3 separate regions of the Mus musculus genome follow, and all the other regions are linked to region 1. The links are chromatin loops, found by intact Hi-C in ENCODE. Cell type or tissue: heart. All regions are shown on one strand. Links, peaks and the distances in the headings refer to the core of each region. The heading gives the core; the rest is flanking DNA.

Region 1 (7,475 bases), core at 1,574-5,573:
TTTTTTAAAAATGGCATAAAATCTTCAGTGTGAGATCATGATTAAACTACATTTAATAAAAATATACCATAAGATAGCAAAAATCCTCTTCCACAACCTGGTTAGTGTGGGAAGCCATTGCAGAGTGGCAGTTGCAGAGTGGCAGTTGGCTACTGCTGGCCACCACACATACATAGGCAGTGAAGGTTCTTTTGCCAAGACAAGTTAACCAATCAGATGTGAGACATGCCTCTCCTAGGCCTATGTAAGCAGCACCAGTTCTGGGCTCAGGGTCTTTTTGCCTCTACAATCAAGCTCTCCCAATAAACGTGTGCAGAAGGATCCTGTTGCAGCGTCGTTCTTCCTGGCCAGTCGAGCGCGTGCAAGAATTGGTGCCGAAAATCCGGGAAAAGAAACATCTTCAGGCACGAGCGAAGACCCCCTGCTACAGGGAGGATTCAGAACTGCATCACAGGGAAGGAGCGGTTAATAAAGGTTCCCGTAAAACAGACTGTTGAGAAGGATCCAGCATGGATTCAGAACTCTTCAGCTGGGGAATGGTGGTAATGAAGTGTTCCTGCAAAACAGACTGCTGAGAAGGATCTGACTGCGTGGATTCAGAACTCTTCAGCTGAGGAACGGTGGTACCGGGTAAAGAAAATCTACTTTGGGTTCGTGAAAGATCAAGATGAATCCAAAGATGATTCTGCTCCTGATGATTGAGACCGGGATAAGTATACCTTTGTGGGCCATAAGTTCGCCCTAGGTCATTTAGCAGTTACTGTCACACAGTACTGCGGTATCCAGAGACGGGCAACTTTCCTCATGCACAGACCAACCTAAGACACGGGGCCCAGTGGCGATAGGGTTACCCTATGACGGGAAAGGCTGTGACATTAGAGGAACGACCTAAAACAGGAGCCATGGCGGATGGACATAATTGCACAGGCCTAGACCAGTCTCATTTTATTAAAACAAAAAGGAGGAGATGTGGGAAGCCGTTGCAGAGTGGCAGTTGGCTACTGCTGGCCACCACACATACATAGGCAGTGAAGGTTCTTTTGCCAAGACAAGTTAACCAATCAGATGTGAGACACGTCTCTCCTAGGCCTATGTAAGCAGCACCAGTTCTGGGCTCAGGGTCTTTTTGCCTCTATAATCAAGCTCTTCCAATAAACGTGTGCAGAAGGATCCTGTTGCAGCGTCGTTCTTCCTGGCCAGTCGAGCGCGCGCAAGAGGTTAGATCCCTCCAGGAGAAACTGAAAATTTACACAAACTTTAAAATATATGGATAGAGTTTGATACATTTCTCAACATGTATACCCTACAGGCCATAGACTGAAGATCTGAGATATCGAGTTAGTTTGATATGTCAGTTGGTTGGGGCATTGTATGCCATTCTTAAAAATATTTTTGGAGTACCACTGAACATTATGAGTGTTTTATGAATTCTTTTGGTGTTCAAGTGCCCTGTGCTTCTGCCATTGACTTTTTCCTTTTTGCAGATATTATCCCCCACATTAACTGGCTCTTTTATTGTGCTTATCATGCCCTTGAATGTTGAAGAATCCTCACTCGGCCATTCATCTCATCTGGAGCTTTCTATTTAATCATGTGTGTTATGTGACTGTATGTGTGTGGGTATGCGCACATATGTACATATATGTGAACAAGTATATTTGTGCGTGAGGAATCCAAAAAGGAACATAGAAACCTTGAGCTGGAGTTACAGGCAGTTGTGACCCATCCAATGCTGGTGCTGAAATTGAACTTGGGTCTTTTGCAGGAGCAGTCCATTCTTAACCAATGACCCATCTCTCCAACCTCCTCATGTCGGCGCTTACTGGTAATTTTTTAAAGGTGTGTGTGCCTGTTCATGTAGGTCCTGGATTTCTGGCCCATCTACATCATTAGGATGTGTTTGAAAGTTAACTGTAGTCATTAACATCTGCACTTTTTCTCTAAAAGTTTCCTAGTAATGTCTTTTGTGGGTTCCTTTTACAGACTTAATGAAAGACACTCAATGTCTCAGCTGCAGGCAAATGTTCTCATTGTAGCTTTTTGAAACATGGGGTAGGTGACTGCACGTAGAAGTCATGGGAGTGACTGTGGGCATAGAAGACACAGATGTGGTCTCAGGAGTATTCTTCATCTCTTCCTGTGCTATCCCTGCTCAATAGCCAGCAACAATAAAGAGGAGTTCCAATAAGCTAACGAATCGTCATTTTTACAGCACCCCTTTTCTTCACGTGTGGTAAAGAATGGAGCTCACAACATACACTGGTAACTGAGGCATGGAACCCACCTCCCACCCTCCTCCCCCACCCCCCAGATCAGTTCACTCTGTGACACAGGAAGCCACTACAGGGGCTTGTTTGGTACCTTGAGACTGTGCTTTCACATGAAAGGAAGGATAACTCATGATCCCCCAATGCTATGTGTGATCTCATAGGTGCAAGTTTTTGTGATCTGGAACAATGGTGAGTCTGGGTGGTTCTGAGGTTGTGGGCCTACACTCTCTTGGCCTTGAGGCATCTCCTCGCTTTATCCTTAGAGGCAGATTCTGTTGGCTAACTGAATACAATATCCTCTGTCCAGCCTGCAACTAGGGCAGACTTTAAATTATGGTCTTCTCCTTCATCTAGTCTTTGAGAAAGTCTGCACTGATTGTCCATCCAGTTTTAGGAGAATCACCAGAGAAGGTTTATACAAAAGGTGGTAAAATACATGTTGCAAAGTCACCTGACCCTTGTATTTATTACAGTACTAGTCACAATAGCTAAAATGTGGAGACAGTACATTGGTCAAAGAATGTATAAACAAAATTTATACACACATATTTGTAGACATATATGTGTGTGCATATAATAGAATATTGAGTGCCTTGGGAAAAAGGGAACACTGTTAATTTGCTACAGAATTAATGGACCTGTAGAAGGGAATGCTAAACTTTTAAAAGTGGATAAAGAAAAGGTTTTGCAGGGTCTCTCAGTTATATATATGATACCAAGGATAAAATACACAGAGATAGAGAACGGGTTGGTAGGAAGTGGAGTCAAAGGTTATAAAGTAGCAGATATGTAGGAAGACCAAGCCTAGAGAGCTGATGTTCAACATGAGCTCAGGTGTTACTAAATAGGCATTTTGTTTAAGTAGATTTTAGCTATTTGTTACACAAAGTAACTGTATGAGATAATAGTCATGATAACCTAGCTCTCTATACAACCATATATATCTACCCAGCACACACTCCCCAAGTACCATGAGAAAATGAGGCCCCATAGCCACTAGATGGCACCATAGCAGTCCTTGTGCCTCAGATGAAATGGACTTCAAACAGGAACTGTCATAGTTGGGGGTTACATGGGGATGTTGGTGGGCTGAGGGTGGTAACAAAATATATTTCTACTAAGGGACTGTTGTTCAGCTACACTGCAGATGACAGGAACTGGTGGACGCAGCTGTAGCAGGCACAGAACCAACAATGAATGTCACATGCCTCTTACAGCAGCTTTACCTGGGCAGCTGCCTTCTGCAGAGTGGATTTTTCCCTAGCCCTATCCCAACCTTTTTCAGTTGCCACTGGCTTCATAATTCAGGTCAGATTGCAGTATCCTCTGAGGCTTGGGAAGCAGAAGCCAGAATGGGCTCAGGAGACAACAGCTTATACTCCAGTGAAGAGCAAGCCTGGGGAATGATGTGTGGGGTAGGGTGGAAGGAAGATCAGGGTGGATTTTCTTCACTAACACATTGAGAAGAGCGTTGCTGAAGGTATGCTTGCATCTTGGAAGAGTGCTGTGCCAGCTCTAAGCCAGGAATGATAGGGACACACACCTTTAGTGATCTGGGCTCTCTTATTTCCACAGGGATGATGGCAACCCCACATCGCAGATACTCAGTGCTATACCTTAGCTCTCAAGGGAACGAGACTAACCACAAACAATAGGAACTTGCCAAGTCCCATTGCTTTGAAACATTAGGATCTTGTTGGGATGAATTTATCATGTACACAGATGAATGAAAAAGATTGGCATCTTGGTTCCAGGACTCCGAAGAAAGTAGTCTGCACAGGTGAGAGTGTGGACTACAGAAGCTAACAGCTTCTGGGACAGGCAAGAGCCACAGAGCTTCTGAGGCAGCGCCATTTTCGGCTCCAGACATCCGGCCACCTTCCCAGCCAGAGGACAGGTGTCCGCCTGGCCCGGGAGCCATCTTGGTTCCGCCCACTCCATGGCACCCCAACATACCCGAAAGCTAGACCCAGATTTAAAAGCATATCTCATGATGATGGTAGAGGACATCAAGAAGGACTTAAATAACTCACTTAAAGAAATACAGGAGAACACTGTTAAACAGGTAGAAGACATTAAAGATGAAGCACAAAAATCCCTTAAAGACTTGCAGGAAAACACAACCAAACAGGTGATGGAATTGAATAAAACCATCCAAGACCTAAAAATGGAAGTAGACACAATAAAGAAAACCCAAAGTGAGGCAACACTGGAGATAGAAACCCTAGGAAAGAAATCTGGAACCATAGATGTGAGCATCAGCAACAGAATACAAGAGATGGAAGAGAGAATCTCAGGTGCAGAAGATTCCATAGAGAACATCAGCACAACAATCAAAGAAAATGCAAAATGCAAAAAGATCCTAACTCAAAACATCCAGGAAATCAAGGACACAATGAGAAGACCAAAACTACACATAATAGGAGTAGATGAGAATGACGATTTTCAACTCAAAGGGCCGGCTAATATCTTCAACAAAATAATAGAAGAAAACTTCCCAAATCTAAAGGAAGAGATGCCCATGAACATATAAGAAGCCTACAGAACTCCAAATAGACTGGACCAGAAAAGAAATTCCTCCTGACACATAATAATCAGAACAACAAATGCATTAAATAAAGATAGAATACTAAAAGCAGTAAGGGAAAAAGGTTAAGTAACATATAAAGGCAAGCTTATCAGAATTACACCAGATTTTTCACCAGAGACTATGAAAGCCAGAAGAGCCTGGGCAGATGTTATACAGACACTAAGAGAACACAAATTCCAGCCCGGGCTACTATACCCAGTCAAACTCTCAATTACCATAGATGGAGAAACCAAAGTATTCCATGACAAAACTAAATTCACCCATTATCTCTCCACGAATCCAGCCCTTCAAAGGATAATAACAGAAAAAAAACCAATACAAGGATGGGAACCACGCCCTAGAAAAATCAAGAAGGTAATCCCTCAACAAAACTAAAAGAAGACAGCCACAAGAACAAATGCCAACTTTAACAACAAAAATAACAGGAAGCAACAATTACTTTTCCTTAATATCTCTTAATGTCAATGGACTCAACTCCCCAATAAAAAGACAGACTAACAAACTGGCTACACAAACAGGACCCAACATTTTGCTGCTTACAGGAAACTCATCTCAGAGAAAAAGATAGACACTACCTCAGAATGAAAGGCTGGAAAACAATTTTCCAAGCAAATGGTCTGAGGAAACAAGCTGGAGTAGCCATTCTAATATCGAATAAAATCGACTTCCAACCCAAAGTCATCAAAAAAGACAAGGAGGGGCACTTCATACTCATCAAAGGTAAAATCCTCCAAGAGGAACTCTCAATGCTGAATATCTATGCTCCAAATACAAGGGCAGCCACATTCATTAAAGAAACTTTAGTAAAGCTCAAAGCACACATTGCACCTCACACAATAATAGTGGGAGATTTCAACACACCACTTTCATCAATTGACAGATCGTGGAAACAGAAACTAAACAGGGACACAGTGAAACTAACAGAAGTTATGAAACAAATGGATCTGACAGATATCTACAGAACATTTTAACCTAAAACAAAAGGATATACCTTCTTCTCAGCACCTCATGGGACCTTCTCTAAAACTGACCACATAATTGGTCACAAAACAAGCCTCAACAGATACAAAAATATTGAAATTGTCCCATGCATCCTATCAGATCACCATGGACTAAGGCAGATCTTCAGTAACAACATAAATAATAGAAAGCCAACATTCACCTGGAAACTGAACAACACTCTTCTCAATGATACCTTGGTCAAGGAAGGAATAAAGAAAGACATTAAGGACTTTTTGGAGTTTAATGAAAATGAAGCCACAACATACCCAAACTTATGGGACACAATGAAAGCATTTCTAAGAGGAAAACTCATAGCTCTGAGTGCCTCCAAAAAGAAACTAGAGAGAGCACACACTAGGAGCTTGACAACACACCTAAAAGCTCTAGAACAAAAGGAAGAAAATTCACCCAAGAGGAGTAGACGGCAGGAAATAATCAAACTCAGGGGCAAAATCAACCAAGTGGAAACAAGAAGAACTATTCAAAGAATCAACCAATCGAGTAGCTGGTTCTTTGAGAAAATCAACAAGATAGATAAATCCTTAGCCAGACTCACTAGAGGGCACAGGGACAGCATCCTAATAAACAACATCAGAAATGAAAGGGGAGACATAACAACAGATCCTGAAGAAATCCAAAACACCATCAGATCCTTCTACAAAAGGCTATACTCAACAAAACTGGAAAACCTGGACGAAATGGACAAATTTCTAGACAGATACCAGGTACCAAAGTTAAATCAGGATCAAGTTAATGATCTCAACAGTCGTATATCCCCTAAAGAAATAGAAGCAGTCATTAATAGTCTCCCAACCAAAAAAAAGCCCAGGACCAGATGGGTTTAGTGCAGAGTTCTATCAGACCTTCAAAGAAGATCTAATTCCAGTTCTGCACAAACTATTCCACAAAATAGAAGCAGAAGTTACTCTACCCAATTCATTCTATGAAGCCACAATTACTCTGATACCTAAACCAAAAAAAGATCCAACAAAGATAGAGAACTTCAGACCAATTTCCCTTATGAATATCGATGCAAAAGTACTCAATAAAATTCTCGCCAAGGAATCCAAGAACACATTAAAAAAATCATCCATCCTGACCAAGTAGGTTTCTTCCCAGGGATGCAGGGATGGTTCAATATACGGAAATCCATCAACGTAATCCAGTATATATACAAACTCAAAGACAAAAACCACATGATCATCTCATTAGATGCTGAGAAAGCATTTGACAAAATCCAACACCCATTCATGATAAAAGTCTTGGAAAGATCAGGAATTCAAGGCCCATACCTAAACATGATAAAAGCAATCTACAGCAAACCAGTAGCCAACATCAGAGTAAATGGTGAGAAGCTCGAAGCAATCCCACTAAAATCAGGGACTAGACAAGGCTGCCCACTCTCCCTACCTATTCAACATTGTACTTGAAGTCCTAGCCAGAGCAATTCGACAACAAAAGGAGACCAAGGGGATAAAAATTGGAAAGGAAGAAGTCAAAATATCACTTTTTGCAGATGATATGATAGTATATACAAGTGACCCTAAAAATTCCACCAGAGAACTCCTAAGCCTGATAAAAAGCTTCAATGAAGTGGCTGGATATAAAAATAA
Region 2 (7,475 bases), core at 1,759-5,758, 140 kb before region 1:
GTTCCTCCTGGCAAGAGCCACGCACCTCAGGAATGCCAGCATGCTGTGCGTTGCCCTGCACGCGGTGGGTTGGCTGGATAGTGGCTGGAGGTCTCGGAGAGACAGAGAAGCTGCTCTCTACAGGGTGATGAGCCTTATGGAACGGAAGGCCGAGAGCAAGGGGGCAGTGCTGCAGTAGATTCAAGGAGCCATGGCTAGGGCTGGCGAGATGGCTCAGCGGGTAATAGCTCTGACTGCACATCTGAAGGTCCCGATCTCAAGTCCCAGCAACCACATGGTGGCTCACGACCATTTGTAATGGGATCTGACACCCTCTTCTGGTGTGTCTGAAGACAGCTAAGGTGTACATATATATATATATATGTATATATATGTGTGTGTGTGTGTGTGTGTGTGTGTGTGTATTTTTTAAAGGAGCCATGGCTAGCACAGAGGTCACGCATGAAAAGTCAGGGCCCATTGTCCAGTTCCTTACCAGAAGGTTGGATTTTTCAAGTTAGACTGGGCCTTCGCCCCACTTTCCCATCAAAAATCCAAACAAAACAAATGTAACGGTCAAATCCCTGATGTTTGCATATGTATCTGGCAAGGAAAGTATTGAAGGAGAGGAAAAGAATAATTTGATATTTTAGGAACTATTCTAACACTTCATGGAGATTGTGTCTAAGGCTAGGGACAAATGCCTGTTTTCTTGAGTTGGAGATTTAAGGGTTAAGTGGAGGTCTGGGACATAGGCAGACTGAGGGACACGAGGTCCTGGGGTATAATCAATAAACTTGTCAGAGGCAAGGGAGGGCCCATGGATGGTATGGAGCAGGTTATGTGGAGTCTGTGGAATGGAGCTGGGTAGAGTGTGGAAGATGCCCTGTAGATACTGGGCCTAATCCCTAAGAGGGGGCAGCTCAGAGACTATAGAATGTGGACCAGGATAGGAAACCCTTAAGGAATAGTGAAGGGGCTGGAGGGGTGACAGCTGGTGACTTGCTGCTCTCAAAGAGGAACAGAGTTCTCCTCCTGGCACCTGTGTTGGCATCCACATTGGGTGGCTCACGTTGGCTTATAATGCCAGGGGCCTGACTCCCTCTTCTGGTCTTCTCTGGCACTGACACACAAATGCATGTACCTGTGTGTGTACAGTGTTTGAGTGTGTCCACAGATACACACACACACATAGATAGAAATAAGATAAATCTTAAAAAAAATAGGCACCCTGATGCGCCCAAGGGCCAAGCACATAAGGAAGAGAGAGAGTTTGTTGGAATCCTGAGGAGCCCTGGCTGTGGGTGAGGATGTAAGAGAGGGCTGCCCACTCGCCAAAGCTTCACTCTGGTGGAGGAAGGAGGCCCTGCCGTCTTTGGGCTGTGTGGGGACCCAGAAGAATAAAGAACCCGATTTCACTTTCTCTCATCTTCACGCAACAGTAAGAATTCACTGGATTCATAAGCCTGGGAAGTTCAGCTCCATGGGCTGAACACACCTCCCACTCGCAGCAAGCCCTTATCCCACGTAGGCATAGAAGTCGGATGTGTTTGATAAGGTCTAATATTAGTCTGAGCAAACTTTTAGAAAACCACAGAGGCGGGAGTGACTAATAGCCTCAGGCAGGTGACTGCCGAGTAGTGCCCTTAACGAGAAGGATTTGTCATGCAAGGAAGGGAATTCCTGACACACAACTTGAAATGTGTAGGAACAGCAAAAAGCAAAAAAAAACGCTCCGGAGCTGCAGAGAAGGCTCAGGGTTTAAGAGGGTGTACTGTTCTTGCTGAGGACTGGTCTTCAATTCCTCGTGTCAGACAGCTCACAACCTCCTAAAACTCAAGTTCCGGTGCCTCTGGCCTCAGGGTCACCATCTCTCACGTGACTGTACACCCACAAAGACCCCCTCCCCAGTGTATGTGTGCAATTAAACCAAATAACAAAACTTTAAAAATGTGACAAAGAGTGGCCAGAGCAGAGGACGCAGGAGGAAGAGAAGCTGGAGAGGGGTTTAGCTTGCATCAAACAACATACCTCCAAGTAAGGAGCACGTCGGTTGTGCAGACAAGGAACCAGAGGGGGTCCTAACGTGGCAGTAGAGGGATGGCTTTTCCAATTCACTAGCAGGAAGCAATGTTTGCACAAGTACCATCCAGGACCTGGGATGGGATCCACCTCTCACCTCCCCATCCTCACTTCTACCACATACCCCACCTCTTACCCCCCCTCCTCACCTCTACCACACCTCCACCTCTCACCTCCCCATCCTCACTTCTACCACATACCCCACCTCTCTCTTCTCCCTCCTCACCTCTACCACACCCCCACCTCTCACCTCCCCATCCTCACCTCTACCACACCCCCCACCTCTCACCTCCCCATCCTCACCTCTACCACACCCCCCACCTCTCACCTCCCCATCCTCACCTCTACCACACCCCCCACCTCTCACCTCCCCTTCCTCACCTCTACCACACCCCCCACCTCTCACCTCCCCATCCTCACCTCTACCACACCCCCCACCTCTCACCTCCCCATCCTCACCTCTACCACACCCCCCACCTCTCACCTCCCCATCCTCACCTCTACCACACCCCACCTCTCACCTCCCCTTCCTCACCTCCTCTCTGCACAAACCTGTTGTCATCTAAAGCTCATCACAGCTCTGACTTGGCATCAAGCTGTCAAGGCTCACTGAGCTGAATGTGTCTCTGGTTCTAGGATGAGGTGGATCAAGAGCACCCAGGAAGCCTGTTTACTAGTCACTTTCAGGTACTATAGGAAAATGAGGGAGGCTGTGAACTTTATAAATGGGGGAGCTGTAAGTCAGGGAGCAGGGCAGTGTTGTATGTTGAGCTTCTGGCTGACACTCCTGGGTGAGTTAGCTCCATTACAGTTGTGACTTTGAGACAGAGAGATGTATTGATTAGACAGCACCTAGGGCCGAGGCTCGTCTTGCCTGTTCATAATGACCTCACACTAGACCAAATGAGGGGTTTGTGAAAGCAGCTGAAGACACAGCATCAGTGATCCAAGTGCACTCTCTCAAGGTCTCGGCGCCCGCCCGTTACCTTACTAGACTCGCAACACAGGAGGTGCCACACCTAAGCTGTATCTAAATCATAGCGTCCTTCCTCCAACTTTGGCCCCATCCTCAAACAGGACAACAGGAGAACCGGATGGACCCTGCCGAGGCAGGTGGGACTTGGGAGCTGATAATCCTAGAAACAGCATGCAGCTCCAGAGATTTTCAGTCTTCCTGGTGTTCTTTTCCAAACGTTGTGGCTATTCCCCCCAGGCCTGATAGCTGAAGAACACTAAAAATAGGCCAGCTCATTTCAATTTAATTAGCCATTCCTCTGAGATCGCCAGATGGAACGAAGCAAAGACAGATGCGCTGGGGGCATCAGAAGTGGGAGTCGGTTCTAAATGTGGTTTTTGTGAGCCCAGACAAAGGCACGCTGCAGCCTGCGGGGACCACAGTCTGGCTGTTGCTCCTAGGTGCTGGCCAGGCACTGGGGAGAGCTGGTGGGTGAGGAGGGTTGGTAGGGGGTCTGCGGCTGGGGCAGGGGCAGAGAAGAGGCTCCAGGCCTCGGGAAAGCAGGCTACTTCCTCCTCAGGCTCGAATGTGTGGTCCCTGTGGAGGCACCTGCTTGTCTAGCTCCCGTCTTAGGGGTCTGTGGACAGGAAACATCCCACAGCAAGAAAGGGTTGGGATTGCCGCCAAGTGAGGTGAGGACTCTATTTCTGGAGCCCTTAAGAGTGGGAGAAACTGCCAGTTCCCCGGGGTCAGATATTTTCCTTATCTGAAAACAGGGTGACGTGCACAAAGTAAAATCAGGCAGCTCTTGGACAAAAGGGGTGGTGGTGGTGGTGGTGTTAAAAGGCCCTTAGAGGGCTGGTGAGATGGCTCAGTGGGTAAGAGCACCCGACTGCTCTTCCGAAGGTCCAGAGTTCAAATCCCAGCAACCACATGGTGGCTCACAACCATCTGTAACAAGATCTGATGTCCTCTTCTGGAGTGTCTGAAGACAGCTGCAGTGTACTTACATATAATAAATAAATAAATCTTTAAAAAAAAAAAAAAAAAAAAAAAAAAAAAAGGCCCTTAGAACCCAGAATTTATGCCCTTAACCAGCGGCTTCATAGTGCATAAAAGACCAGCGGTGTGGAACAAGTGCTCCCCCTGGTGGTGCACATAGGGATAAGCTTACCAGACGCACTTCATTAGTTTATTCAGCCATTCTCTATGTGATACAGTTTGTTCCCAAAACTCCAAACAAACGAATATGAGCCTGATGTGTGAATTAAGGATCGATCTCAGCTCTTTCTAGTTTCCCCTCCCCCTTTCTTCCCTTCTTTTCCCCCTCCGCCCCTCATTGATGGTTAGTCCCAAGCCAAGGGCATTTTTCTCATTTTGCAGGCTCATGTGAGCTATGATTTCATTGACTCCAGGATGAAGGCTGTGTGTGTCACTTTTCCTTTTGGCTCTCCTCCAAGGAGAAGAAATGGCCTTTTGTAACACCTTCGTGCAGCTTAGCTGGAACCTGAAGAATTGCTAGATTCCATACCCATGCTCTGGGGAGGCTGGGAGGAAGGATATTAACCACTGACCGAGAGCTCTGCTTTTGGTCCTGATGCCAGGGAGTGGTCTTCTCTGCTCAAAGCCAGCATCTCTGGCATTCATGCCTGGTCCTGTACTCCATGCTCCTCCTGGGTGACAGCCTTCTTTCAACCCGATCACGCATTACTTTACCGGCTGTCCAAGGTTGGCTGTCAGGAAAGGACGAGGGACCTGGGATTGTGGCACATAAACTGTGAAGACACTCCAAGATGTCTGTGCCCACTTGCCATGGTTCTTACAACCACAGAGCCATCCTCATCCTGGAGGTTTGTCCTTAGACTTCTCACTAGATGGAATCCTGTATCTGCCAGATACTGGGTGCCATGGATGAGAAACAACCCTGTGGAACCAATTCATGTTCTCCTTTAGGTAGACACTCTGTGGCTGAGTTTCTTTTGTTTTTGAGCTTGCAGACCAAGGTCTAGCTATTGCTTTCAGGCACCAGAAATGGCAGAGAGTCCTCCCCTCTGCTCCTCTTCTTCCCCGTTTCCCTGCTCACTCCTCCTCCCCTCATCCTCCTGCCTCCTTTGTCTTCCCCCTTCCTTTTTCTTCCCTCCTCTCATTCTTCTCCCTCCCCTCCTTCCCACCCCTCTTCTCCTTCCCCACCCTCCCATACCTTCCTCCCCTCCTCCCCCTTTCCTCCTCCCCCTTCCTTCCCCCTCCCTCTTCATCTCCCCTTCTTTCCTCTCTCCCCTTTCTTAGTGTCCCCTCCCCCACCTTCCGTCCCATGCTCCCCCCCCCACTCCACTCCCCTCTCCAGTAGGCGTATGTTTGAAAGTAGAATTGCATAGTATATTACAAGTTTTAAAGCATTGACTTCAGGTTGTTGAGATGGCTTGTAGGTTAAGGCACTTGCTGCCAAACCTGACAACGTGAATTTGATCCCATCTATCCCATAGGATAGAAGGAGAGAATAGATCCCAGAAAGCTGTTTTCTAACTCCACATGTGTGCTGTGGCTCATGTATGTGCACCTGTGGCTTATGTATGTCCGTATTTGTATGCACACATACACACACACACAAGAAATAGATACAAATGTAATACAAATTTTAAAGTTAATTTTTGAGGTTACTTTCAACATTTTTTTCTTTTTTGCTATAGCAAAACATATAACATGAGCTTTATCGTTGTTTTACAGGGCACGAATCTGCCCTGAGTAGCACAGAGTTGTGCAGCTCTCAGGATGCCCTGTCTCTAGAAGTTTCATCTATTCTCCACAGAAACTGTACAAGGCCTGTCTTCAGCTTAAGTCTGTATGAGAAACTGCTGGAGTCACTCTGTAATTTCTTGGTGCCTTGAGCAGATAATTGGTGGCCACCACACCACACTCCAGGCTTCTCCAGATCCTAACAACAGGCAAGGCTGTGGCCTCTTCACTGTCCTGCAGTCACAACATCTGTAGGGGTCGATATCATCCCTTTCCACAGCAGAGCCACAGCTAATCTTTATACCCTAGCTCTGGGCCAGACAGAAATTTGCTACTCCATATAAAGGAGGGCATCTGTCTGTACAAATAGAGAGCTGTCCCCAGAAAAGAGACTCTGGCTGTCCTTGGTCATAAAGAGATGCCAAAGGGCATGCATTTGGAGCCAGAAAGATTTGGGTTCAAATGCTAATGTTGGCCCTTGCTAATCACTTGGCTTGTTTGGTTGTTTGGGTTAAGTCACAGATGGGGACACCTTATGGCACAGAGATTCTTTACTTTAGAGAAGGAAATTCAGTAGTACTAGGTCTTCCTTCCTCCCTTCCTCCATCCCTTCTTCCCTCCCTTCCTCTGAGAATACCAGAGACAGCTTGGTTTCCTTTCCTATTGGCTCCTTTTCTGGGGCATCAGTTCCTAAGAACTAAGAATGCTCCCCATTTTCTGAGCCATGACCTCATTTGTGTTGATTAAATATGAAAAAAAAAAAAGGTTTCTTTTCTGCTGGGTGGAGGTGTGGTTTGTTCATTGCTGTATTCTATTGAATTCCCCTGCCTCCTTCCCAGTCACTGGCATGACTATTTCTCTTACATTCTAAACGAAACCTCCCACATCTGTCTCCAGACTCATGAAAGGGGCAGAAGACATGATATTTAGATGTGCACCTGTCTTAGTCAGGGTTTCTATTCTTGCACAAACATCACGGCCAAGAAGCAGTTGGGGAGGAAAGGGTTTATTCGGCTTACACTTCCATACTGCTGTTCATCACCAAGGAATTCAGGACTGGAACTCAAGCAGGTCAGAAAGCAGGAGCTGATGCAGAAGCCATGGAGGGATGTTCTTTACTGGTTTGCTTCTCCTGGCTTGCTCAGCCTGCTCTCTTATAGAACCTAAGACTACCAGCCCAGAGATGGTCCCACCCACAGGGGCCTTTCCCCCTTGATCACTAATTGAGAAAATGCCTTACAGTTGGATCTCATGGAGGCATTTCCTCAACTGAAGCTCCTATCTCTGTGATAACTCCAGCTGTGTCAAGTTGACACACAAAACCAGCCAGTACAAGGGGTTAAAGGCGTGCACCCGGCTTTACTCAGGTTATTTATAAAACAAGATCAGGATGCCTGTAACCTTTTCAGAACTTCGAAGCAAGTGCTCCTGGGAAATTCTTTCCTCTCACATCCCTAATCAGTTGGCAATTCTCGCCGCTGCTTCCTTCTCAGCAGCACTCTGGCGTCCTGTCCTCCTTTCTATCTGCTTGCCAATTCTTTCCGTTTTCCTCCTTTAAATTATTACATTAACTTGATAATGAGACTTCTTGCTTCCACCTCCCAACACACAGCCCATTTTCCAGTCTGTTCCTGATACTCACTGTACTTGAGCTTTTCTTGATGGTGGATTCTTCCCTCCTCGGTAACCATTTCTGCAGACCAGGTACTTCCTTAGCAGTCACCTT
Region 3 (7,475 bases), core at 1,759-5,758, 270 kb before region 1:
TTACCAGAGACCCTCACAGATTTACTGTTCTCTAGCAATGTGAGGTGTCACCCCCCCACACACACACACCTGCCACTGAAAGTTGCAAGAGACCCCCCTTCTCGTGGAGACTGAGCCTTCTGTGTAGTGCGTAGCCTAAGCAGGAAGAAGAAGGCCTTAGGCATCTCCCTCAAATTTTGTACAAGGATCACACAGTCTTACCTTCCACGGCTTCAGACCCATTTTCTGTGCTTCATGTGTCATATTAATCAAAATCTCTTATAAAATATAAGCCAGTCGTCAGACATCATGCTGGTAGGGTGTGAGAATGTTTGGGCACATTTGTATTCATAGATTTGGGGAATGCTTAGAGACTGGCGCATCTGCTGCCTGGAACATTATTGCTCACAGACACGGGCTTTTCTCCATTTAACTCTGTTTAGATAAATCTAGGAAAGAGCCTGGCTGTCTAATCCAGTAGTTCTCAACCTGTGGGTCGTGACCCCCAAAGACCACTGGGAAAATGTAAGTGTTTACATTATGATCTATGACAGTAGCAAATTACGGTTATGACATAGCAACAAGGATAATTTTGTGTCTGGGGATCACCACAGCATGAAGAACTGTATGAAGGGGTCTCAGCATTAGGAGGGTTGAGACCCAGTGGGCTAATCTGATACAAAACCGCCTCACCGTCTGTCTCCTAAAAATGCTGCATTTGTTTTCAAAACCACTCAAGTCCTGGTATACAGGCATCCCACCTATGGCTTATTGTGTGCCTCTCCCACTAGAGAGCAAGCTTGATGACTGTGTGTCTCTGCCAGACCTCCAGTGCCTGAACAAGCACCTAATACGCAGTGGATCTTAGAGGAGTACCTGGCTTAAGAAATTAATAACCGCTCTGTGTCCCTGAGGACTGCAGAGGCTATCAGTGCCGATGGTCAGCTACCCCACCCCGGCTCTTCTCCGACTCTGAGCTCACAGTGAGGAGTTGCTGCCGGCTCTCCCTGTGTAGGATGGTCTGTGACCTGTGAATGGAAGCGACCAAGATTTTTAAGCTCCAGTGAGGATCAGCAGGGATTTCTCCATTTCCTCCTGGCACAGTGACTGGCCGTATTAGATATGGTGTCTGGGATCTGCAGGAGTCCTGAGAGACTCTTGCGAGTGCTTGTCGTCCTGTACATGGGGCATAAGTGAGAAAGAGGTCTCTGTTGTCTGATGCACTGAGATATGGGGCTGCATTTGCAACATCACTTATCCTGACTGACATAGTAATCCTATGTGTGACTACCAATATCCCCAGAGCTTCCGAAAACCTTCAGAGACTTTAAGCAGCTTCAAATGCTTCAGAGTCAGATAAAAGCAAAGCTTGCTTTCCCCCTTGGAAAATCAGGCTATGTCTGTCTTCTCCTTCTCTTTCTTGCTAGGGGCTGGGGTTGGGGGAGAGGTTAGGGGAGAGGTTGGGGGACAGTCTTGAAATAACTCACCCAACAGGGGAAATAACATGTTATCGGACCACCTCTGAAGCAGCCTTGACCATACTCCTTCCCCTTGGTCACAAATAAAAGCAACATGTCCTCTCTCCTGGAATGAGTCACAGCTGGGAAAAGTGACCCACCCCACACTGAGCCAAGATGATCTGCTAAGGAGCAAAGCAAAACAAGCAAAACAAAACCTCCCAGTAGATGTTCCAGCAGATGTGGTGAGACCTCGAAGCCTGGTGACCAAGGACAAAGTCAAAGATGCCGCTGGCCCGGCACCCATCACCCCAGGTGATGTCTCTCTACCTGAACTACAGGGGTTTGAGTGATTTGGTGATTTTTTTCCCCACTTCTTCCCTGGAGGAGGAGTGTGTGTGTGTGTGTGTGTGTGTGTGTGTGTGTGTGTGTGTATTGGAAGGAGAAGGAGATGTTCTATCATGGGACATGGGAGGGGACTGGATTGGAAAAGATTAAAGAGGTGAGTCCCATACCTATTGAGGTTGGGGGATAGTTACTCCCCCACCCTGAACTTTTTTTTTTGTCTCAGAGAGATGGATCTTAAGATAAAGTTGAGAAAGTTTTGGGTGGGTCACATGACATGGCATTATACTATCTCCATCCACATCATCTGTGTTCATCCCAGGAGCTCTGGCTCCATGTCATTTCCCCATCAGCTCTGGAAGCAGCCATCACTGCTCCATCAAATCAGAGCCACAGGAAAACCAAACCAGAGTGTCTTCTATGTAGCCCCATGCTGGGGATGCTGCACACCTAACTGTCCCAGCCAGCCTCAGTCTATGACAGTTGACACTGGTGTCCTCACAGGAGCCTTCTCAGCCAGGGAATCGAAGTCAGCCACAAACGACAGACCCTTGGAATGCTTGGGCGAGGGAAGGACAGAGATGATGGCTGTTGGCTATTATTCATAAATAGTGTCTCAGAACTGGCCTCCCAGGGCTGTGTGTTACCAGAATCCTGTTACTTACACACCAAACCATCACCCCACACTCAAGCTGGTCTCTGTCCCCGGTCGTACCCAAAAGATGGCACCCCTGAGAGGTACAAGTTTCCAACCTTGTGAAGATGAATAGACACAGGGTAGAAACAAAGCAAACTTTTACATGCAATACAGGTTTCTGCAAGAAGCCAGAGAGCTGCTTGCAGATACCCTAGAGAGGAGGAGGAAAAGAGTATAAAGCCAGGCTGCACTTCCCCCATCACACTTTGGGAGAAAGTGCCAAGGAAGAGTTCCTGCTGGGCTCTCTCAGTTACAAGGAACCCAGCTCTGGAACAGGCAGGTCCTTTCCCTCCACTCTGCTATGGCTCTAGAGCAATAGTTCTCACAGTGGACCATCAGCACAAATGCTACTATGGGAACATGCTAGAAATACAAGTCTAGCATCCTAGCCCAGACTTACTGACACAGGAACTTGCCAGCAAGCTGTGATTTTAAAAGCCCTCTAGGGTTGGCTGGCCTCCAAAGCTTGGAGCACGGATGTAAAGAGAGCAAGAGGAAGGGTGGAGGGGCAGAGTGGTGGCCTCTGTGCCCACCGCCTTATCATAACTTTATCAGTTTGGAGTCCTTCTTTCCACTCCCCAGAAACCAGTGAATAAAACGAGGCCCAGAGACCAGGAACTTTTCCTCTGCCACCCACTTGAAAGGAGCAGGATTCTGATTACCACCACTTGGGGGAGGGGTGCGGGGGTGGGGGTGGGGAGAGAGGCTGTGGAGCAGGGAAGGCTGGGGATTCCCTGGTCACTGGACTTTTAGCCATTGCCTAAATTTACCTTCGAGAGGAAAAGTGAAAGTGAGGATTCCCCAGCCAGACACTAGGGGGAGACCCATCACTAGCCGGGAAAGAACCCTGGAGATTAAAATGTAGGCGAATTTATAGACAATTCCAGGTCTGGTTTCAGAATCCCCACACATTCTATACATACATTATTGCTCCCAATACTCTAACCTGAGGGTTCTCATCCCTTTTATAAGGTAGCTTGTGTGCAGAGAGAACCTATGCATTTTAACCCCGCCTATATTAAACACCGGTACTGTGAAAGTGTATATGAATCATTGCTATCCAGTATTATTTAATAAGTAAGGAGAAAGAGTGTGTACATGTTCACTATAGACATGCCCCTCCCCCAATATTTCTACCAGTGGTTTGTTGAGACCCAAAATACAGAATTTTTGAATTTGGTGCAGTGACTCTATTCCCATAGTTGCTTGCTGGTGGCTGCCACTAAATCAATCAAACCTGTAATTTAAGGGGGGCAGGGGGAGGCGGGAATGTGAGCTAGGCCTAAGTCAGAACCGCAGAACTGGAAAGAGCAAAGGCGCCTGCAGCTACAAAACCAGCCTGTAGAGGGCCCAGGACCCTTGCTAGCCTACGACCGACCGACCGGGCACAGGTTCGAAAATCCACAGTCCCACCTGTTCTCTATCCCTTGAGACGGCACTGTGGACAGGCCCACTAGTTATTACCATTACATAATTTTCAAGACCCAGTGCAAAAAGAATAGGCCGGGTTAAGAATTAGGATTTTCAAGATGGTGGCGACATAACCTTAAGCCAGACAGGAACCTATGGCGCACCCCTTGGTGCTGGTAGGATGCGGACTTCTCCACCCTGCGCCCCTGCTCAGGTGGACCTTCCATACCAAAGGAGGTGTGTAAGGGATTGGCATTCATTTCCGCAGTGATTACTCCAGCAACTAAGGGGGGAGGGGCGTAATTCGGGAGGAAAGTTCCTGTCCACCCATGGGGCACAGAGAGGTCTCTCATGATCACCGGATCACCAAGGATCACCAGTCACTCTAATCCCAGTCTTCGGGGAGGGGCAGTCTATGTAGCAGAGGTGAGAAGGGAGAGAGCTGATGTAGCCAGCTTCCCACGGGCAGCTCGGAGAATCCGCGGGCCGCCTTACTGACAGCGGCGGGCTAGCTCCTGTCCCGGGGCCACACCAGGTTGCCAAAGCCCTGCCTTCCCACCTGCTCCCCGCCCCGCCGGTGTTAGGGCGCCCTGGGAGACGCCCAGAGGGGACGGGGCAGAGCTGAAGACAGGCGCAGGAGCCGGCGCCTACCGAGCTCGCGAAGCCTCTCGGGTGCTCGGACCTTCACCACCGCCTAGTCGCCGAGTCACTCCTAAATCCACGCGGCTCCGACCCGCAGTCACGCGTGTTGCCCTTCCGGCCTCTCGGTGGGCTCCGCCCCGCCCCGCCCCGCCCGCGGGCTGCGGGCCCTTTAAAAGCGCGCTCGACCGGAGCCGCCCCTTCTGTTGGCCAGGCTCGGTAGCTGCCGCCGCCTGCGGGCCTTGGCCATGGCTTCCCCGGCCATCGGGCAACGTCCCTACCCGCTGCTCCTAGATCCCGAGCCGCCGCGGTATCTGCAGAGTCTGGGTGGCACCGAGCCGCCACCTCCCGCCCGGCCGCGCCGCTGCATCCCCACGGCCCTGATCCCCGCGGCCGGGGCGTCAGAGGATCGCGGTGGCAGGAGGAGTGGCCGGAGGGACCCCGAACCCACGCCCCGAGACTGCCGACACGCTCGCCCTGTCCGGCCCGGTCTGCAGCCGAGACTGCGGCTGCGACCTGGGTCACACCGACCCCGCGACGTGAGGAGCATCTTCGAGCAGCCGCAGGATCCCCGCGTCTTGGCCGAGAGAGGCGAGGGGCACCGTTTCGTGGAACTGGCGCTGCGGGGCGGTCCGGGCTGGTGTGACCTGTGCGGACGAGAGGTGCTGCGGCAGGCGCTGCGCTGCGCTAGTGAGTGAGGGCGGGGAAGGTGCGCGAGGTGAAGGGCTCTGAGCCCGGGAGAGGAGGCCATTGCCTTTTGTGGCCAGTCCGAACTTTTAGGCAGGTTACCTTTGGAGACAGCTGCTGTCACTGCCTGGCATCCTTTAATGGCTGCCCACTGACCAGAGGTAGTTGTATGTGTACAGTTACGTATCCTCAGACGGGTTTGAGCCTTCTCCCCCGTGCGCGTAAACAAGCTTGTTTGTAGGTTGGGACTGATGGCTCTCCACAAGGTCATTGTGTCTTACGCACACCCTCTTCTTCCTTTAGTTGTGAGTTTTAAAAATGAGGTAGTGATATTGACAACGAAGTGAGTATTTGACACTTATTAGGGTTAATGGGGAGATGACTCGGTGGTCACCTCAGGTTCTCTCAGGCTCTTCCTCCTAGGGAGCTGTTGGCATGGGAAGCCTGGTTAGGCTTTGAATGGAAGCAGGCTGTGAGGCTGAAAGATGCCAAGGTCACCTGCACCTGAGGCCTCCTCAGCCCTCCACACCTGGCTCAACGCTCTATACTCTGCTCCAGTGTGTGACTGTGCCTCGTGGCCTCCTCTTCCTCCTCCTGTCCCCCTGCACCCGCCTTCCAGCCCTAAAATCACTAAGCTCCCCGCCAGTTCCTTCCTTCCACAAGGCATCCCCACTGGCCTGCTGGCTTCTCCCAATCTTACTGTAACACTGGGCACCAGTATAGAGAGTTTCTGAGCAAGTCTGCGCTCTTTTTAGGGCTTATCATTACCTCTCGCCAATGGTGAGTCTGTATCCCTGTATAAGTCTCCTCCCCACCAACCCAGGGATCTGCTGTTGCCAGAGGATACTCATACCCGTGTGTTTACGTAGCTCCTTTGAACATATGAAGCACGCAGTGCAATGACAGCTTCCGGCAATCATCTGTGGACATGGATTACAGTCACATCTTTTGGTAAAGGGCCATCCTCTGTTGCCTCCTTCAGACTGCAACACTGGACAGCAGCAGCTAGCACTACTACCCTCACTCTAGCCCATAACAGCTCCCCCTCAGCCGCTCCAGAATATGTGAAAGGAAAAAGGGGGACTATTCTTCCTACCATGAGCATCCCCCATACAGGTGCCTGTTAAGGAGAAGGCTGGGCATGTAGAGTCCTGTGCACGGGCTGCTGTTCCTTGTAAATGCTGCTGACCTGCAGACGAATCCAGTGCAACTTACCTCTGGGCCCGCTGCTAGCTTTATCTCCCTCCGTGTTCCTGAGTGCTTTGCAGTACCCACTAGCCCTGGACACAGAGGATGAGGCAGTGGATTCACTGTTATGGATCTACTAAGGCTCAAATTCCAGAAGCTGCACTGTCTGTGAGAATATGCTTGTTGCAATTCCCGCTTGTTTAGACTTTGAGGGACTGTCAGCTTTACTCTGAGTTTGTGATATTCTTCTGGTTAGCAATGATGCTGTGTTGGCAGGATTCTGTGGGTATCTGTGCAGTACTCCATGACGAAATGAGCATCCTCATACCACATGAGAGTTGTTTATTTCCCTTGCTCCGTCCCTAAATAGTTTCCAGCACTTGGGAAATAGTGTCCTCCCTGCCGTTTCCTTCCACAAGGCATCCCCACTGGCCTGCGACTTGCTGAGGTCCTTTCACTTTCTTGGGTTCCTGTGGCCCCTGAGTAGTCGATTTCCTACCAGCCAGAGATGCCTGAACACCAAAGAGGCAGCAGAACTGAAGTCAGGAAGGCCACAGAAAGGAATCTCTGTTTGTTTGGTTTTTTTTAATATTTAACTAACCGTGAGTGTTCGGCTGACCAAGAGAAAGTTGAGACAGTTTTGGTGTGCAGGACAGACTCACCAGACATCTGGTGCTAAGCTGAGGTCTGGCTCTCTGAGAGGGTTTATTTGTTTTATTTTCATTTTTGAAAAGCATGGGTCAGAAAAGGATGTTTTAAAAGGTAATCCTGGAGCTGGGAAGAGGGGGGCAACTCAGTTGGCAAAGCAAGCATGAGGACCTGAACTGGATCCTTAGAACCCACATTTAAAATAAATAAATAAATAAAAGCAGGCATGGTAGCACATGCTTGTAACCTCAGTGCTGGACGGTGAGTGGAGACCGGCAGAGTCCTGTCTGGCCCTCACTGGCCAACCCTAGCTACTCGTACACATAGACACAGGCACACACGCACACCTCAAACTAGAACCAAAGTCCCGGCTTTGAATCCGAAATGTCACTTAGTCTCTGTGTGACCCCATGAATCTCTGTGTT

Evidence for each region. Peaks named below come from ENCODE experiments on the same cell type or tissue, not always from the same donor. Only the 100,000 strongest peaks of a DNase experiment are listed, where the experiment ranks them.
Region 2: a loop joins it to region 1, with 2.4 times the contacts of the local background. A loop is called at or near these places in 2 of 42 quality-filtered maps.
Region 3: it touches region 1 in a loop (2.1-fold over the local background); 3 of 42 quality-filtered maps call a loop at or near these places.

What each region holds. Positions count from the first base shown.
Region 1 is chr1:130,975,458-130,982,932 of GRCm38, reverse strand. No RefSeq gene overlaps it. Among named protein-coding and RNA genes, the nearest start is that of Gm41952, 16 kb to the right of the region's middle. In heart, for the core only: a CTCF peak has its summit at 3,263 (motif pointing right); no DNase peak of the experiment used is centred there.
Region 2 is chr1:131,112,824-131,120,298 of GRCm38, reverse strand. It overlaps Gm51643 (a long non-coding RNA gene), which reads right to left. Exons shown (of 2, transcript XR_003947991.1): 1 at 7,392-7,475; 2 at 4,392-4,749. Among named protein-coding and RNA genes, the nearest start is that of Gm51643, 3.8 kb to the right of the region's middle. In heart, for the core only: a CTCF peak has its summit at 4,183 (motif pointing left); a DNase peak (open chromatin) is centred at 3,708; H3K27ac peaks cover 2,007 bases.
Region 3 is chr1:131,242,431-131,249,905 of GRCm38, reverse strand. It overlaps Rassf5 (Ras association (RalGDS/AF-6) domain family member 5), which reads left to right and starts at 4,728. Exons shown (of 6, transcript NM_018750.4): 1 at 4,728-5,217. The coding sequence starts at 4,776. It overlaps Gm28913 (a long non-coding RNA gene), which reads right to left and starts at 4,816. Exons shown (of 3, transcript XR_878525.3): 1 at 4,540-4,816. In heart, for the core only: CTCF peaks have their summits at 3,284 (motif pointing right), 3,846 (motif pointing right) and 4,783; DNase peaks (open chromatin) are centred at 3,240, 3,863 and 4,615; H3K4me3 peaks cover 2,922 bases; H3K27ac peaks cover 2,343 bases; H3K27me3 peaks cover 212 bases.